2 separate regions of the Homo sapiens genome follow, and region 2 is linked to region 1. The links are chromatin contacts, found by Hi-C or POLR2A ChIA-PET in ENCODE. All regions are on one chromosome and are shown on one strand. Each heading gives the region's core, a stretch centred on a gene start or an enhancer-like site at or near the end of the contact. The rest is flanking DNA. Distances are from core to core; before and after follow the strand shown. Region 1 overlaps STX3 (syntaxin 3). Region 2 holds the start of OR10V1 (olfactory receptor family 10 subfamily V member 1).

Evidence for each region. Hi-C counts contacts between places; a loop is a spot of excess contacts on that map. ChIA-PET counts read pairs that join two places held with the same protein, here RNA polymerase II (POLR2A). Pooled maps may share reads with other maps.
Region 2: a map of gastrocnemius medialis shows a loop between it and region 1 (3-fold over the local background). The contact joins the promoter of OR10V1 here to the enhancer-like site in region 1. A Hi-C loop is called at or near these places in 2 of 168 maps with a recorded cell type or tissue (GM12878 and gastrocnemius medialis) and 3 of 50 pooled maps. POLR2A ChIA-PET finds 5 or more read pairs at or near these places in 5 of 52 experiments (Caco-2, H1, OCI-LY7 and 2 more).

Annotation. Positions count from the first base shown.
Region 1 is chr11:59,771,049-59,773,748 of GRCh38, reverse strand. It overlaps STX3 (syntaxin 3), which reads right to left. Exons shown (of 11, transcript NM_004177.5): 2 at 455-538. Among named protein-coding and RNA genes, the nearest start is that of STX3, 17 kb to the right of the region's middle. Within about 2 kb of position 1,353, at least 13 of the 41 ENCODE cell types and tissues checked have a DNase peak (open chromatin) inside an H3K27ac peak, as active enhancers do; they include OCI-LY7 and gastrocnemius medialis, where a contact is called at or near this core.
Region 2 is chr11:59,712,552-59,715,251 of GRCh38, reverse strand. OR10V1 (olfactory receptor family 10 subfamily V member 1) reads left to right here and starts at 1,407. Exons shown (of 1, transcript NM_001005324.1): 1 at 1,407-2,336. The coding sequence starts at 1,407. The coding sequence ends at 2,336.

The sequences.
Region 1 (2,700 bases), core at 104-2,603:
CTTGGCCTCCCAAAGTGCTGGGCTTACAGGTGTGAGCCACCATGTCTGGCCCCAAAATTTTCAAAACTACACATTTGATGTATCTGAATCACAAGCCTAAAGATGCAATGTTTTATACTCATGGTTGTGATCCTATGGTTGATTCTGTATTTGTTATGTACTTTAAGCAAGAAAGGATATCATTAAAATGTTGTCATACGGAGTAAGATTTTAAAAGCATCTCTTCAATTACATATAATTGACCCTCTGCTGACTTTCTTAAGATTTTTAAAAATCCAGATTCAAGTAAATATTGAAAATAATGTTATTTTAATTTCTTTGTCTGGCCATCCCACCCTAGCAAAAAACTGTGACCTTCCTCTGCTACCCTGAAAAATCTAAGGTTTTTTATTCTTACTAAGGAAATAGTGTTTCCTTATGTACATTTAGAAAAAAATACAGGAAGGTTGCCTACCTCAGAAAAGAACTCGTCCATAAAAGCCGTGTTGTCGATAGCAATCTCAACCGCATCAGTATCATCATCCTGTGTCAGCTGCTTCTGCAAAAGGCAAAAAAGAGCAGAGTGAGGCTAAAAACACAATAAATGGCTAAATTATTGAATGCTCACGAAGTACTAGGAACTATATTCAGCATTTTACACATAATTTCCTTTAAAACTCATAACAGCTCTCTGATATATCAAATTCCGGTGTCTCAACATCTGAAATTAAATCCTAGCTCTACCAATTGCTGGGTTGTGTGTGTGTGTGTGTGTGTGTGTGTGTGTGTGTGTGTTTCTTTCAGGGGGTGAGGGGTGAGAAAGGGAGGAACTGGCAAGTTACCTATCTTGCTGTGCCTAGGTTTCCTTATCTGTTAAATGCTGATAAAAACACTACCTGCTTCATAGGATTGTGTAAGGTATAAAAGAGATAATGAATATAGGATGCTTTTGTATGGTGCCTGGTACACTGTAAGTTCAACACATGCTAGGTTTTGTTGCTGTTGGTTGTGGTGGTAGTTACTGTAACTCACTACAGTTGAGGAACCTAAAACTTAGGGAGGTTAGGTAACTTGGCAAAAACCACACAGCTAAAACATGGCAACAGGTAGAATCAAACTTATCTTTTGGATCTGAACCCCAGGGTCGCTAAACCCTTCTCCATGCTGTTCAAACAGGTTCCAGACACAATTCCTACAAAGGACAAGCTTTCAATTTTCACATTAGGAGTAAAGATTTTCCTGTTTTCAGAAACCACCTATCACAAAGGAAACAATGCTATGTCACTCCCTGTCAGAAGCTCCTGTTTATAAGAAAGAGGAAGCTCTCCCCCGGCCCCCAGCCACCTCTGGGGACCCAAGCTTTCTCAATCTCATTCAACTTCCTCTGTAAAAATTCACAAAATGGCCATCTAAAGGAAGTGATTCCATTCCCACCCAGCATAAGGGCCTGAGCTGTTTCTACATTCCTGTTCAATGTTCTTCCCAGACAGCTGCTGCACAGCACATTGCTGATTTCTAAGCACAGAGAACTGACTGTTGTGAAAGGTGGAGGTGAGGCAGGGGATAAACCCCCCACACCTGCTTCTTCACAAGCTTCATCAGCCTCTGACCCTCTAAGTCCAAGATATAGCACTCTCGAACACTTAGAATTCCATGGGCAATGAATGCCACCAGAAGCCTCTTTCCTTCACCCACGACCATCCCCCTGAATCCACGGCAGAAGTTGTTACTGGGAAATCCTATGGCTATTTGGGATTCTCCAGCCATGTGGACAGTCTCTTGATTGGCTCCCCCAGCATCTCATTCTCTGGCTGGTCTGCAACAATCAGCATCCCCAGGTTAATAGCCACATTCAAGGGAGTCGAATTTGAGGGCACTGCTACCACCTCCCCGATCAACTTCCCTAAACTCAGAACTGATCATGTCCTTCTGCCACGTAACATCATCCAATGATAGCTTAGCTCCTATAATTTAAAGGCCCAGTGCCTAACAGAGCACGTGGGGCCCTTTAAGATCCAGCTCCACCCATACTTCTCCTTCTATGATGCACACTCTAGACCAAGCAAGCAGTTGGACACACCATTCCCTGGACACACCATTCTTTTAGATCACTCTATCACACAGGGAGTTCTGCTGAAAGGCATTGGTCCAACTGACAAACATTTCCTTAGCCCTTAAAACTCAGCTCGGACAACCTCTGTATGCCTGACCTGGGCATGGCTCCCGCATGCAAAAGTTAAAACCTCCCTAAGCTCCCACTGCACTTTGCACAAACTTTCGACACCAACCATCACAGCCCTTTACTCACCTGTCTTTCCCCACTGACTACAAACTCCTGGAGATTCTGTGGGCGGGCGGGGGGGGGGAGGTGGGGGGACGGGGGGCAAATTTATGCAGGAAGACTCACTCTGTTGCCCAGGCTGGAATGCAATGGCGCAATTACAGCTCACCCCACCTTCAACCTCCTGGGCCTAAGTGATCCTCCTGCCTCAGCCTCCCAAATAGCTAGGACTGCAGGCATGCACCACCAGGCCCCAAGCTGGTCTCAAAATCCTGGCCTCAAGTAATCCACCCGCCTCAGCTTCCCAACGTGCTGGGATTATAGCTCTGAGCCACTGCACCCAGCCGAAGTGGATACTTGTATGTGTGTCTGTGTCTGCTCGAAACACCTTCCTCTGTGGAGCAACCCCTCACGCCCTCCACATGATTTGGGGGAGTCGA
Region 2 (2,700 bases), core at 158-2,657, 59 kb after region 1:
GCACTAAACTCATAATACTGAGCAACGTAAAACGTCAGAGAAAGGAAAGAGAGTGACCTAGGGAGATTTCATAAAAGAACAACATATCCTAGAATTTGAAAATTGGGTATGATTTGGATTAAGCAAAAGAGAGGAGAAAGTATTTCTAGTTGGAAGGAGAATGGAAGTATATGAAGCAGCAGGGAGAATATGAATAAGAGGCCAATGAGTAGACCATGTGGTCTGTAACAGGGATATTTAAGCGCCATAGCAGGATTAGTCTAAAAAAGTCAGCTCCAAGAGAGACTGGAATAATTGGCAGAAGACTGTGAAGGTCAACATTTAAGCAATAGGAAGGCACTGAAAATTTCTAAGCATATAAGCAACATGATAATAGAGAGCAGGATGGATTACAGAGGGAGGAGAAGGGAGATGGGAGAATAGATAGCTATCACAGGAATCCTCATGGAAGATAACAATGGAGAAAGCTGATTAAGGAAATGGGAAAGGACCAAAGCAACAGATAGGAGAGACTCTTTGAAAGATGAACTATCAGTGTGTAGGGACATATAGGATAAAGGAAAAATGTAAATCAAAGTCTCTAGGTTTTGAGATATATTACAGAGTTTATGATTCAATTTCATAATATGCCAGCAACACAATTCTCTTTAAATTATGGCATACATCTGCCTATACAATCCTAAAATTTTTTATTTATTGTCTTATATAATTAATCAATACCCTATTTTACCCATTTTGTAACTTTGAACTTTAAATTTGCTTTATTCATTAATTTGTTCAGCAAATGCTTCTTGGCAACCCTATACAGTAGGCACTGTGCTAGGCACTGGAATTAAAATAAAGATCACCAGGCCAGGCGTGATGGCTTACACCTGTAATCCCAGCACTTTGGGAAGCAGAGGCTGGCGGATCACCTGAGGTCAGGAGTTCGAAACCAGCCTGGTCAACACAGTGAAACCCCATCTTTACTAAAAATTCAAAAATTAGCCAGGCATGGTGGCGGGCACCTGTAATCCCAGCTACTCAGGAGGCTGAGGCATGAGAATCACTTGAATCCAGGAGGCAGAGGTTGCAGTGATCCAAGATTGCACCACTGCACTCCAGCCTGTGTGACAGAGCGAGACTCCATCTCAAAAAATAAAATAAAATAAAAAAGATAAAGTCCCTGCCACTGAGGATTTTTCAGTCTTTGGTACTTGGGAGGTGGGAGAGGAAAGATGAGGAGGTGGCAAATGTATAAATTATAATGCTATATAATCTGCTATAAAATGAAAACATGCACATCATCCCTGAGGTTTCTCAGCAAGTGCCTGAATACTGAATGGAGAAGTTGGGAAAGCATCATATGAAACCAGAGATGCCTTGAGGCCCATGTCATCTTTCCTCTTAGGTCCAATACTCTACTCATGGAAGGAATAAATAAAACTGCAAAGATGCAGTTTTTCTTTCGTCCATTCTCACCTGACCCTGAGGTCCAGATGCTGATTTTTGTGGTCTTCCTGATGATGTATCTGACCAGCCTCGGTGGAAATGCTACAATTGCAGTCATTGTTCAGATCAATCATTCCCTCCACACCCCCATGTACTTTTTCCTGGCTAATCTGGCAGTTCTAGAAATCTTCTATACATCTTCCATCACCCCATTGGCCTTGGCAAACCTCCTTTCAATGGGCAAAACTCCTGTTTCCATCACGGGATGTGGCACCCAGATGTTTTTCTTTGTCTTCTTGGGTGGGGCTGATTGTGTCCTGCTGGTAGTCATGGCTTATGACCAGTTTATAGCGATCTGTCACCCTCTGCGATACAGGCTCATCATGAGCTGGTCCTTGTGTGTGGAGCTGCTGGTAGGCTCCTTGGTGCTGGGGTTCCTGTTGTCACTGCCACTCACCATTTTAATCTTCCATCTCCCATTCTGCCACAATGATGAGATCTACCACTTCTACTGTGACATGCCTGCAGTCATGCGCCTGGCTTGTGCAGACACACGCGTTCACAAGACTGCTCTGTATATCATCAGCTTCATCGTCCTTAGCATCCCCCTCTCATTGATCTCCATCTCCTATGTCTTCATCGTGGTAGCCATTTTACGGATCCGGTCAGCAGAAGGGCGCCAGCAAGCCTACTCTACCTGCTCTTCTCACATCTTAGTGGTCCTCCTGCAGTATGGCTGCACCAGCTTTATATACTTGTCCCCCAGTTCCAGCTACTCTCCTGAGATGGGCCGGGTGGTATCTGTGGCCTACACATTTATCACTCCCATTTTAAACCCCTTGATCTATAGTTTGAGGAACAAGGAACTGAAAGATGCCCTAAGGAAAGCATTGAGAAAATTCTAGGTAGGATGATCCTATGATTTACTTAAATTGGGACACTTCTGAGAGTGAAATGGGATGCTACTAATAATTTTGCTGAAAGGACATGCATAGGTGGGTGTGTGGCTCACGCCTATAATCCCAGCACTTTGGGAGGCCAAGGCAGGCAGATCACTTGAGGTTGGGAGTTTGAGACCAGCCTCACCAACATGGAGAAACCCATCTCTACTAAAAATACAAAGTTAGCTGGCTGTGGTGGTGCATGCCTGTAACCCCAGCTATTTGGGAAGCTGAGGCAGGAGAATCACTTGAACCAGGGAGGCAGAGGTTTCGGTGAGCTGAGATTGTGCCATTGCATCAGCCTGGGTAACAAGAGCAAAACTCTGTC